Linked DNA regions of Homo sapiens: region 2 is linked to region 1. Evidence: chromatin contacts called from ENCODE Hi-C data. All regions are on one chromosome and are shown on one strand. The core of a region is the stretch at or near the end of the contact, and the rest is flanking DNA. Distances in the headings are between cores, read along the strand shown. Region 1 has its middle 14 kb from the start of AIRIM. Region 2 has its middle 130 kb from the start of MIR4255.

Evidence for each region. A loop is a pair of places that touch in the nucleus more often than their neighbours do. Pooled maps may share reads with other maps.
Region 2: a map with no recorded cell type shows a loop between it and region 1 (14-fold over the local background). The contact joins two enhancer-like sites. A Hi-C loop is called at or near these places in 2 of 37 single-sample maps with no recorded cell type and 4 of 50 pooled maps.

The regions. Positions count from the first base shown.
Region 1 is chr1:37,674,759-37,678,319 of GRCh38, reverse strand. No RefSeq gene overlaps it. Among named protein-coding and RNA genes, the nearest start is that of AIRIM, 14 kb to the left of the region's middle. Within about 2 kb of position 2,024, at least 5 of the 41 ENCODE cell types and tissues checked have a DNase peak (open chromatin) inside an H3K27ac peak, as active enhancers do.
Region 2 is chr1:37,287,100-37,290,660 of GRCh38, reverse strand. No RefSeq gene overlaps it. Among named protein-coding and RNA genes, the nearest start is that of MIR4255, 130 kb to the right of the region's middle. RefSeq lists enhancers at 1,327-1,376, 1,397-1,496. Within about 2 kb of position 1,605, at least 4 of the 41 ENCODE cell types and tissues checked have a DNase peak (open chromatin) inside an H3K27ac peak, as active enhancers do.

The DNA.
Region 1 (3,561 bases), core at 775-3,274:
AAGTGATGATATGTCCTTACAGGGTTGTAAGGTTTAAGCGAGAGGAGATAGTGAGGGCTTTGGGTACATTTGTGAGCATTTAAGGGATTGAAATTCACTTAAGCTTTATTAGTCACTCACTAAGTGTATAGCTCTGTGCTAGGCTCTTTAATATCTTTCTAAACCCTCAACGAGAATTGAAACAAGTATGCTTACTTCCATTAGGTAGATGAGGAGACCGAGACAGAGACCTGGTAAGCTTTCTAAATGCCCACAGCTTGTCAGTAATGTTGCCAGAATTTGCACCAGGGCTTGCTTGGTTCCGGTGAAAGGTGCTTTCCCCCACATCACTGTTGCCTTTCTGCCACAGAAGGCAAGAGCATGCCTAACATCTACTCAGCTGTAACAAGGGTGAGGTTTTCTGATACCCAGCCCTGCACAGGACATGGATCCTGCAGTGCAGAGCTACCTCCATCCAACTTGGCCGTGGCACATGAAGTATCCAAGCCTCTTCCAGGACAGCCGCAACCTTGCCAGTTACCCTTCCTTCTGACCCCATAGCCAAGAGGGTTGGAGCAAATCCTGGCGTGGTCTACCAGAGTCCTACACTTTTGCCTTTGATGCCAGGGCCTGGTAGGAGAAAGCCAGTGATTCTGAAGGAATGACAGGGGTACCCCTTCCAGGCACTGTCCTCCTCCCCATCCTTCCTGGAAGGCTCCTTCTTGGTTTCCACGTAGAGCAAAGTCATTTTTCCGAGACTGTAGGGCCCCAGCCCAGAGATTCTGGTCTAGTATGTGTGGGGAGGGGCTAGATATCTGCATCCTTAATAAGTACCCTTAGTTCAGTTGCAGAGTCATTCCTTAAGAAAGAGCCTTCATCCTGAGAAAAGGCAGCAGTTAGCACAGAGATTGATGGCTGGGTAGACTAGCCACAAAGACCGCACTTCTCTGGGGAAGAAACGCCTTCATAACTCCCTCACTGCACCTCTTTTCCCCTTTTTGTTGCCAGTCCTCAAGTCCAATGGGTACCTCGGCATTGCTCCCCTGGCCCCTCCATGCTGTTTGGGGTGGGATAGTCATAACTTATGTATATGGGGCTTTAGAGTCTGTCGCATCCATATCCATTCATTCTGAGGCCTCCCAGTGTGCCCAGCACAGAACTCATCATTAGCAATACAGAGGTAAATCAAAGAAGTCCATGATTTAGTAGGCCAGGCAGATCTGCAAGCTCTTCGTGAGAAGTGCTATTGTGAAGGATGTGTGGGGAATGCAGTGGATGGAGAGAGTGACTGATTGTTTTTGTGGGTTTTTGTGGGAGGCGAGATAGGGGAATGTGAGACTAGCTCCTCTGTGACTTAATTTCAGTGAGAGTCTTCCCTCTGGTCTCTAGTAGAGTAAGTGATGGGGGTGGGGGTCAGCCTGGCCTGCTGGCCATCATGTGAGCGGGGAGCAACCCTTTCTGCTCTGGCTCATCTCTTCTGATTGAAACGTGTGGAGCAGTTCTTAATTTGCACAGAGAGCCCAGACTAATAAATCCGCTACTCAATTGCAATTCCCACAGTGCGTTTATAGGCAACAGCTGACTTTTATCAGCTAGTTTGTTCTTTCATATAAGCAGAGTTTTATGAGGGTCTCCTGAGCTGGCTTGTAATGTGATGAAACGTCTGCAAAACTCAACCATAAATTCCTGGCACCTGCCAAGCAGAGGATGCTGTTTTCCAGGCACATTTTGTCCAGCTGGCGGCTCTGTCCCCTTGCCCAGTTTGCATTTTTGCACTTGTCTCTTTAAACTTGGATTTGTTTTTCAGTTCTCTGCGGCCTCTTTAAAGGCAACCGAAAAATGAGGGGTAGGAAAAAGGAACTAGAAAGTTACGTCTGTGCTAAAAATTACCCCTGGCTTATGTTGCTCTGAAAGCCAGTTTTGATCCCACTGTTGAAACAGAGACATCAGGCTTCCCTGCCACATGAACCCCAGGGCGGGGGACAGGAGGCCAGTGCCAGCCGAGCCCGTTATTAATACTTTGATTCTTTTCTGGGCCATCACCCTTTGTACTTGCCAAAGGCCCCTACCCTCAGTTGTCAGTTCTGTAAATTAAAGAAACAGCTCCGGAGGCCTTTTCCCCAGATGGTCTCCAGGCATGACATCTTTTCCCAGCATTTAGAGCTCCCCCAACACAGAGAGATGAAATTTAAATGCCCTCTGTCCTCCAAATAGGGCGAGACCTGGACTCTTGGAGAATGCTGTTTGGCTGGGGTGGACTGGGTCATTGGGAGAGCTACAAAGGCCTCAGTGGTGCAACTAGGAATGGTTGAGTGTGGCCCTGGCTGTGTCTCAGGATTACCCACCTGTGTTTATGGGTTCTCTTCATTTTGATCAGACCATTAGGTCAGAAGGCTCCTGTGGCTGCCCTTCCTGTGGCCTTATCCCCTGCTTGCTTTCCCTAGCCCACACTTCAGGGCTGGCTTCATGTGCCTGTGACCCACACTTACAAGGGTTCCCAAGGTTGGTTTCATGCTCTGCTGTCACTCTCGAAATTCTAAACAGTTTTCGAATGATTTTCCTTTGGCACTGGGCCCTGCAAATTATGTTGCCAGTTCTGCCCAGCTTCTCTCTGGTCCTACTGCTTGTAGCTGCCCCAGCACTGTGGACAGACCCTTTCTTCTCCAAGTTGAAGTTTGAGCCTTTGCAGAGCAGGTTAGTTACCCGTCATTGAGGCCTCTGGCCTTGTCCCCCTCCCAAAGGCTCCCTGTTATCCACTCTTCTGGCTACAGGCAATCCCTATTACGTGACAGTATCTCCACAGGCCCTAAAGAGGTGCCTGTCAGTCCCAACTCCCTAAGTCATCTGCAGCTGCTCCTGGCCCCTTCTTATCATTTTCCAGAAAAGATTTCTAGTCAATGCACTCTGCCTGGAAGAAGCTGCCTGCTCTTATGGAGGAGCTGGGGTCTTTGCTAGAGAAAACATCCCCTAACTGCCACCTCCACCTCAAAGGCAAGACATTGTTTCCTGCTACGGGAAAGAGACCCACTTTCTTATTTTTCCAAGCCCCACTCAGACACCATCTCCTTTTTGTTATCTCTTCTTACACCCCTAGATGAAAATAACCCTTCCTTTCTCAGCACAGTACTTGTACTTCCCTTTAACACTTAATTTTTAATTTTTTTAAAAAATGTAGAGTCAGGGTTTCACCATGTTGTCCAGGCTGGTCTTGAACTCCTGGGCTCAGGAGATCCACCTGAGCTGGGCTTGGTGCTTTGGCTCACATCTGTAATCCCAGCACTTTGAGAGACCGAGGCGGGCAGATCGCTTAAGCCCAGGAGTTTGAGACCAGGCAGGGCAACATAGTGAGGCTCCATCTCATAACTAACTAAATAAATAAATAAAAGAAATCTGCCTACCTTGGCCTCTCAAAGCTCTGGAATTATAGGCGTGAGCCACCACACTCGGCCTATTTTTTTTTAAATTTAAATCCAGCTCCTGCAGGATTTTATTTTTTTCTTATCCATTCTTATATCCCTACCAGCTCAGCAAGGGGCTCAGCCCCATTTGGGAATTGACCCAAGTGGTAGAAATGGTGCAGGG
Region 2 (3,561 bases), core at 356-2,855, 390 kb after region 1:
ACAAAAATGGAGGAAGGGGAGACAGACTGGGAGAGAGAGACAGAGATATGGAGGGTGGTAGGATCACAGACACAAAGAGACACACAGAGAGAAGAAAATGAGAACACAAGCAAGAGAGAGAAGAATCATACAACCCCAGAGAGAAAAGGGGGTTCATCCAGAGACCAAGAGAAAGAGGTGGGAGACTAGAGAGAGACATACATACAGGAAGCAGGAACAGAGATGCAAAGAGAGCAAGAGACACAAAGGATCAGAGGCAGAAAGAGGCTGCCAATTAGAGAGGTTCGAAGGAGGGCACAGCGACTAGCAGGGAGACAGAGGTGGTCAGAGTATTTCAGCCATTGGCCATCAAGTGGGTGGCACTTGGCACAGAACCTGCACATAGTAAGCACTCAGTCAATCCATGGCCCGGCCCTTGTTGGCACTCAAAGTTGCTCACCCAGCATAGATCCTGGCATAAGCTCCCCACTATGGGAATTGACATCCAATAGATCTGCCCCCTACCCCCTAGCCCTAGCACAAAACCTGGCCTATGGTGGATGCCCCTTGCCTGCGGGTGATCTGGACATGGTGTTGAATGAATCCGCACCTCCAGCCTCCAAACCTTTGCTTGTGCTCTTCCCTGCTTGTGACCAGCCAGGTGCCGGGGAATGAGCACTGGGCTGGGAGTCAGGAAATCTGGTTCCTGACTCTGCCACTGAATGGTTGGGCAAGTCTCTTTACTTCCGTGTGCCTCAGTTTGCCCATATGTTAGGTGAGAAATGGTCTCAAATGGTCTTTGAAGTTCCCTCCAGCCTTAGAATTCCACGACCTGAGGTTCTGACTCACTTCTGTTCGCACCCTGGCCAAATGGGCACCCTGTATTCCAAATCCAGCCCAGCTGCCCTCCCTGATCTCACCTGGGATGTGGGGCAGGGCAGTCCTGGCAAGGACAGGCTCTTCTTCAGCCATCTGGGGCTCTCTGATTTGCACATCAGAACCCAAGAAGGGCTTTTAGCTGTTCATGCCCCCAGGCCGCAGTGAAGCAGGCAAAGCGGAAGCCACTGAAGAGGTGTCTTGAAAGTGGGGCTCATGGGAGCCATGAACTTGGCCCCTAGAAGTGGATGCCACATGGTTATTTATGAGGGCTGAGGCAAAGGCAGAGCGTGTGAGAAGGGAAAGCCATTTTTCAGGAAGGCAGAAGAGGTAGGACTGGAAAGTTGGGAGCCGCCATGTTTAGAGAAAAACCAGAGACCTTTAGGGGAGATGCTTCAACTAGCGGCCTCTTAATTTTACAGGTGGAGGAGAATGTTACCTAACAATCCACTCCCCAAACTCTATGTCCTAAAACAGCAATCATTCATTTCCATTGATCTGTGGGTCAGCAGATGTAGGCTGCGGTTGGCTGGAGGTGGCTTTGCTTCACATGCCCCTTCTCCTTCAGCTCCTGAGACCAGTGGGATGGCCTAGGCATGTTCTCTTCATGGCTGTGGCAGTGGTGGCAGAGAGCAAGCAGAAATACACAAGGCCTCCAGAGGCCTGGGCTTAGAGCTAGCACACCATTGCTTCACCTCATTCGATTGGTCAGAGCAGGTCACATGGCGAAACTCAAAAGGAGAAGTGAGAAATACACCCACCCACATGAGAGGGCACTGCAAAGTTCATGGCAAAAAGCATGAATACAGGAAGAGGCAAACATCTGCCAGGTGCCAGGTACTGTGCCCAGAGATAGGGATTTACAGTAAACAGGACAGACAAGGTCACTGACCCCATGGAACTTGAAATAAAGATGTAAACACGTGAATGAATAATAGTCATAGATCATGAAATTGCAGTAAAGGAAATCATGGGGTGGTGTGGCAGGGAGAAACTGAGACATCCACTTTGATACAATAATCTGGAACAGCCTCTCTGAGGAGGTGGTCTTTGAACAGAGCTGTAAGGTGAGAATAAAGAGAGGGAGGAATAGCTTCTCGGGCTGAAGAAGCAGCAGGTGTAGACTCCAAATCCAGTTCTCTTTCCAAATGATCCTGCTGCCTCTTGAGGAGGGAGCTCCAGAGATCTTTGGGGTGTCACCTTTTTCTCTATCACTGGCCACTGCCTTCATGACTAAGTCCTCCAACCAGGTTCTCACATGCCTCTGTCCTTCCAACCAGTCCATCCCCCATCACAGAGTCCTTTGCAAACCATGATTCTGACTATGTCCTGCCCCTGCTCAAAACCTCACAAGGGCCCCTGAGAGTCTACAGAATGAAGTCCGGGCCCCTGAGAGTCTACAGAATGAAGTCCAAGCCCCTGAGCCTCATATTCTAGGATCTGTAGAGACCAGTCCCAGCCCTCTCCCTATCTTCGTCACCTGTCCCATTCTCTTTGCTCCCTTCTCTCCAACCAGGTCAAGACAGTGCTAGAGGCAGCATGAGAGCATGGGCATCCAGACTCTGAGTTCAGTGTTTTTTCTATCATCCTGTGCTGCCTCTGGGATGGGGGGACCCAGGATGGTTTTGGATGGCACCTGTGCTTCATCCTCAATACCATAGTCTACGTCTGCAAGTAGACTATGAGTTATTTGAGGGTAGTGGACATGTCTTCATCATCACTATGTCTCCGTTGCCAGCCATCCCAAGGGTCTGCCAATTTTGGTGGGACTATATGAAGGCATTGGTGTATCCTGGGGTAGCATCATGACCTGCCCAGAGGAGACTCTTCAACTTTTCTCCAACTGCAGACAAATCTGCACTCTGTCCTCTATGTCCTCGTCTTGGTGGTAGGCAAGGACTTGGGGTGGGGAGGGGGAGAAAGGTAGGGCTCTTAGAGGAATCAAAGGGGCCTTCCAGTCTTCCTCTTGCCTTCAAGTCTTGGGCAACAGGATTCCCAGCCATGGCCATGCATATGGGATCAAAGCTGGGTCTTTGATCAGCTTTAGGGACAAAACTTCCAGGGAGCAGCAGAGGGCCTGGCATGTAGTAGGGCTCCATGACTTGCTGAATCGCTTGTGGGAAGATCCATGGATACTTCTGAGCCTGAAATCTGGTCCTCAACCCTGACATTAGAATCACCTGGGTAGCTTTTACAACACGTTGGTGTCTGGGTTCCATCCCCGATCAATTAAGTCAGAATCTGGGATTGGGACTCAGGCATGCCTTTTTTCAAAACTCCTATATTAATTAAGGTCATCTTAGTGGCCGTAAGGGATAAACCTTTAAATCTTAGAGGCCTCACTCAGGAGAAGGATTTCTTGCTTACATAGTCTATTGTGCCCTGGGCTGATTATGTTCCACACAGTCATTCAGGACCAGTGGATGGAAGCTCAGTTGTCTTCAACATGCGGCTTCCAAGGTGAGCTGGGTTTCTAGTCAGCAGATGGGGAAAGAGAGAGTGAAGGGTTGCTTGGGAGGATTTTTACCGGCCAGGCCTAGAAGTGAGGCACACCACATCCACCCACACTACATTGGCCTGAGCTCCATCAACGGGCCCATCTATATGCAAGAGAAGTCAGGAAATCTAATCCTTGGCAGGGAAGCCACTTTCAAGCAATGCTAGGAGGGAATCATAAATCTCTGGTGGCCAGCTGGACACCCTGTC